Linked DNA regions of Mus musculus: region 1 is linked to region 2. The links are chromatin loops, found by intact Hi-C in ENCODE. Cell type or tissue: heart. All regions are shown on one strand. Each heading gives the region's core, and the rest is flanking DNA. Links, peaks and the distances in the headings are about the cores only.

What was found. Peaks named below come from ENCODE experiments on the same cell type or tissue, not always from the same donor. Only the 100,000 strongest peaks of a DNase experiment are listed, where the experiment ranks them.
Region 1: a loop joins it to region 2, with 2.9 times the contacts of the local background. A loop is called at or near these places in 4 of 42 quality-filtered maps.

The regions. Positions count from the first base shown.
Region 1 is chr17:38,613,519-38,616,457 of GRCm38, forward strand. No RefSeq gene overlaps it. Among named protein-coding and RNA genes, the nearest start is that of Esp31, 24 kb to the right of the region's middle. In heart, for the core only: no CTCF peak of the experiment used is centred there; no DNase peak of the experiment used is centred there.
Region 2 is chr17:38,753,745-38,756,683 of GRCm38, forward strand. No RefSeq gene overlaps it. Among named protein-coding and RNA genes, the nearest start is that of Esp31, 120 kb to the left of the region's middle. In heart, for the core only: no CTCF peak of the experiment used is centred there; no DNase peak of the experiment used is centred there.

The sequences.
Region 1 (2,939 bases), core at 340-2,839, 140 kb before region 2:
AGATCCAGTGAGATAACCCAACTTAAAAAGTCAGACATGGTATATACCCACTTAAAAATGGATAACATCAGTAAAACTAAGAAAAACCATGATGCTATCTACAGATACAAGAAGCTAAGAACAAGTAATGCCCAAGTATGGAATGTCACCTCTCACTTAGAAGGGTGAAACAGAATAGAAATCATTGGTGGATAGGGAGAGGGGACTGCAAGAATGTGGAGAGTTGGGATGGCAACAGAAAGAATCTGGTGTTGTACATGATGGAGTAACAGAAAACTGTAACCTGGGTGCCATCTCTGAGAAGAGCAAGAAGCCTAGGGCAGTGAAACCACCCAGAAATCAAGAAGGGTTACATTAGCTAGATTTCTTAGCAACAGGGGTTATGGAATTTGAACTGGTCATCTCCTGTAATTAACCAAGGACGACATCTAGTAGAGAGATTGGGGCACAAACCCTGGCACAAAATCTCTGACCTACACCTCTTCATATTCACAAGATATGCTTGGGTATAAGCTGCACAGAAAATATTAGAGTGATCAACTAATGCCTGGTCCATCGTGAGATTCATGCCATTAGAATGAGCCCACCTTTTATACTGCCCGGAGATCCTAGAGCCAGACATTGGATATTCCATAGACCCACTATAGAACCAAATATTATTGGAAAAAAGGAATGATTGCTAAATATATTATGCAATGCTCACAGTTTACTATCTAGCCCAACTGGTAATTAGAGATGCTTCACACAAAAACAGATGAAAGCAATGCATAGACCCTAAGCAGATACAGACAGCCAAATATTTCTTATGGTTTCTAGCATCTGCAAAATAATGAGGGATGTTGGTAAGAACCAGATAGGTCAAGAGCACCGAAAGAAACTGCCAAGAGGATAATGACCATTACTTATTGACAACTCACAAGAATTAAACTGAAAATAAGGTAGTATACATGGGTCTGACCGAGTTCAATTACATATATGGTATGGTTGTGTAGCTTGTTGCTGTTATATTACTTGTATCAGGGAGCAGGGGATGTTTCTATTCTAGTAAGATTCCTATGGGATCTTTTGCCCTATTTTGTTAGCTTGTCTAGCCTTTGAGAAGAGGTACCTATTTATTATTCAAGTTTATATACCATGGCTGGTCAGTACCAATCAAAATTGGCCTACTCTGAAGAGAATAGGAGGAGTAGTGTTGGGCACAGAGGTTGGGTAGGACTAGAATGACAGGATGTAGAGGAAACTATGGTCATGATGTAAAATAGGTAAAATACTAAAAATAAACTCCCACTAGAAATTAAAATTTTCTTTTAAATATTCAGTCTTTCAGGTGTAGCACAGTCACAATGCAACTCGAGCAGATTCAAGTTTCAACACTCCTAATTACTTAATTTTCAATTATATAGGATTTTGTCATGATATTCTGGGCTACTCCAAATAGCTTTTATCATTTTTCCAACTCTGCCCTTTGGAGCACATTCAGTTTTTCTCCAAGGTTCTGGCAGGCTCCACTCCACTACAGGTGTTGTGTAGTACCCTGGTACTAGCACCTCCAAAAACACCTGAGCTATATTTTAAATGCTAGCCTGTAACAGGGTGTCTTCAAGGTACCAACCTTAAACATGTTTGCATGGCCCCTTCAGTCATAGGCTTTAAACTGTCAATGAGGCTAAAATTACATAAGTATCTTCTCCTAGCCTACACAGTCTCTAGCCTCAGCTGCTCTCCATGACCTTGTCATGCATTCAAAACTAATACTGCCTGTGTGCCTATTAAGTTACCACTTTTGGCTACCAGTATGAGATAAGAACTGCAGTCCTATCTAGAACAAAGCTTCAATGTGATGATTGTCAATAAACACCTTCCAGAAGATTTCCTCTCAGTGATGCTGGTCTCTTGTTAATCAAAGCTAATTTCTCAGATCCAGCTGACCAGAATTTAGTGTTCCCAAAAAGCAAAGGTGTGCATTTGATATTTATTATATCTTGTTAATTACAGATCAAAATATCAACAAATAACTTAATGACAGAATCTTAAATCAAAATACCTAATGGCCCCATCGAATTTTAAATTTCCCTTTGAAAATTCATAAGCCAGGACTCTATCCACGAGACTACTCTCAAACATGCTTGTCATTCAAACTCCAAAAGAACACCACATTGAGTTCTCAACACGCTATTTTATTTTCTAGCCCTAAATTACAAAACTCATGCTAAAACACAGTCTGTCCTGTCACAACATTACTCCAAAGTCTTCCTACTAACTTGCTTTAGTTAGTGTTACTATTTCTACCATGAAGTATGAACAAAAAAGGGTTTATTTGATATATACTTCCATATTGCCAATAATCATCTTAAAAACTGCCAGGAGAGAACCATGATATGGTGGGTCATGAGTGCAGGGCCTGATGCAGAAATAAAGCAGCAGTGCTGAATGCTGTCTTCTTTCATGTGACTTGCTGTAGCAGAGTTTTCTGCTGAATTCAAGAACACAAGCTCAGAGAGGAAGCCATCAAAAATGGTCTTGAACTTTTTCTAGAAATTTCTAATTTAAATTTTATTTACAGACAAACATTTGGAGGTTATTTTCTCATATATGGATTCTTACTTCAAGACAATACTGGTGTGTGTATAAAGTAGCATAGTTGATCACTGGCAAACACATCTATTTTATTTGATATTCAGTTACTAAACTTAGCTTCCAGAGGAGATATTCCCATATCAGACCCTGTCTTTTTATGGCAATATATATTGTATATATAGGTTACAAAATATTTACCAAGGGGTTAGGGAGGACAAGAAGCTCAAAGAAGCTTATTGTCTTGAGTTTAATATTTGACATAAAGATAAAGTAAGTGTCAATGTCATATTTATTTTAGATATTATTTGATTCAGCTTCTCCACTTAAGATCCATGTCCCAAGAACCTTGTCCTACTCTCTCC
Region 2 (2,939 bases), core at 267-2,766:
ACTTGGTCTAATAATTCCCACAAAAAAAACATAAACCAATAAACATTCTAGCTCCAGGCATAAGAAATATTTTTAAAGGATGGTACATCAAATTAGACCTGATAATTCTCCAGAATACATAGATTATACAGTGTATACTTTTATCTTTTAAAGCTTAAAAATCAGAGAGTTGAAGACACCTTAAACGTAGGAGTCAGAAAATGTGATTTGGAGCAAATATAAAAGCCTCCTTCCTACAGAGTAACTAACACAGTACTACAAAATACTGAACAAAAATTCTAAGGGAGATGAAGCACTCAAAGTTCTTACCCAGGTGCAACAGCATCTATATACTTGAGGTCATCATCAACATGATTAAATATTGAGGAATGTCAAATAATTCACACTCGAATATGGTGGTGGTCAACTCTGAACATAAAGAAATCATACCTTGTAATAGAAACCTAAACAATATTCCAGGAATAGTGTTGTTACAGATAAAGAAAAGAATATACTACCTTTAATTTTTATACCCCATTATCCCTTACTAAGTTCTAAGCCTTATTCCTACAACCACAGATAAGTGTAAGCATCATCCACATCAGTAATGTCCATTTGCAATAACTGATAGCATCACAGGTCACCACAACTAGGTTACATACAGGGAACAAGATTTTTGTTGAAACTTAGGCCCAGCATATAGATCTTCAACATTGCCCCTGCACATAATCCCAGGGAACATTCTGATATAGAGGGGCATATCGTTTCTAAGAGCAAGAATACCAGGAACACTGTTGTGATATAAATTATAGGGCAGCAATTTCTATTTATTTTTACATCTTACACACGTGGCAAGCTGAGATGGTAACACATATTGTATTGTAACCTGTGATGCCAGCGTGTAGTAAATAGAGAATGGCTTTTGAAAACTTTGGAAGTTTGAGTGAGTCAAGCCTTCTTTGGATATAATTATTTCAATCCCCAGATGGTTCTATGTGTTAAGATAAAAATTATTCCTTATGGCTTGTTACACATAACAGTGCACCTGTGTAAACAAGGAAGAAGACAAAAATGTTCAGAACACACAGTTCCTTAACTAGGGATTTGATATTCTTTACTAAAGTTATAGCTACCATAATGTCACACAATACAACTATTTTTCTGTCAGAGCATTTAAAATAACGGCATATATAAAATAGTTCACAGTTATCTACAATGTGTCATAATTTAGTACACTTAAATACACTGAGCCTTTTGAAGAAAAGTAAGCTGTTTGTATTGAAATTTAAATTAGAGAAAATGAGTCTAATGTAGTTTCTCCATTTGCACTACCCAATTTTAGTTGTTTGCCAAAAAAAGCACAAAATAATCACTTGAGTATTACAATTATCATGATTTATATTTGATTGAAATTCTAAAAAATATTTTGTTTACCATTACTTCATGATCTTTTTGGTCATTATGTTTTGTTTCTCTTAGCTTTTCCCCTTTAATAAAACAATTATTACTGTACTATATTTCGTAGATTAAAATTATTTAACATGATTAATACCTTTATTTAGAAGAATGACTTCATGAATTTTTATCTAGGAGATTATTTAAGCGCACTACTGTGTATATCTTTTTTGAATTTTCTATGAAGAGAAGAGTTTGCCTCTGGAGTATTAATGAAGAAGACTAACCTTTATGTGATTATTGAACCAGTAGAACAGGTGGATCTAACTTTGTTTACAAAATCTGCATTTCTCAACAATTCCTGAGTCTTATTGTTTTCATGGAACACAAACTCAAGCAGTCACAATTTAAACCATGTTTGACATCTCAGTTATAGTTTCTACTACTCTAATGAAACTCCATGACTCCCAAAATCCAAAGCAGGACAGAAAGTAATTATTTGTCATATACTTCCATTCACTGTCAAACAGGGCTAGCTCCTTAATGCAGACACATAGTGGGATGATATTTAGTTATGTCCTTCCCTTGGCTTGTGCACTATGATTTCCATACCACCCTTGAAATTTTTCCATGGGATTGAACAACCCACAATGTAATAGAACACTCCAGTTAATGACTAATTAAGAAAAATGGTTTACAGATAGATATTTTAAAAGCATTTTTTTTCAAGGGAGGTTCCTTCCTGTCAGAAATCAATAGTTTATGTGCCAGATTGCAGAAGCTTAGCCAGCACATATTACTCCTGGTTTACTTGTCAATAAAACAAATTGCCATTAAGACAACCTATTCATTTCTTATTCACCCCAAAATCTCAGATGGAATATATAAATAATGTTAAAATTCCCATTATTTACCAGATCAAACACATTAAAACTTTGGTCTTTAACTGAGAGAATGACCAATCAATGTACACCCTATATTTGAGACCTATCCTGTAGGCAAGAACTAACCCATGACATTATTAATTATACTCTAATTTACTAGCAGAAAAGTGTATAGCATAGCTGCCTTCTAAGGAACTCCATCTAGCAGCTCACTCATGGGGATGTAGACACCCATACACAGAATTGATGGAGATTAAGGTCTCCAATGGAAGAGTAGAGTGAAGTCCTTGAAGGTAACAGGAATACAAAGGAAGACCAACAGTGTCAACCAACCTGAACCCTTGGTGTCCTCAAAATCTGAACCAACAGTCTAGGAACATACACTGGTTTTCTTAGACCTATCCTCACATGTGCATATCGGTCTTCATGTGGGCCTGAATAATTGACGTTGGAGTAATCCCAAAATATATTGATTGTGCATAGAATATTTTCTTCAATCTGGGCAAACTTGTCTGGCCTCAGTGGAAGAATATGCTAGTAGCCTCACAAACATGATGTTCCAGGGTGCAGTATATCTGGGTATCATCCTCTCAGAGTGGAATGGCAGGAGTGTGAGAGGGAGGATTGTGGGAGAGGGTGACCTGGAAGGAGAAAGTGAGCAGATTGCAAAGTAAATACAAA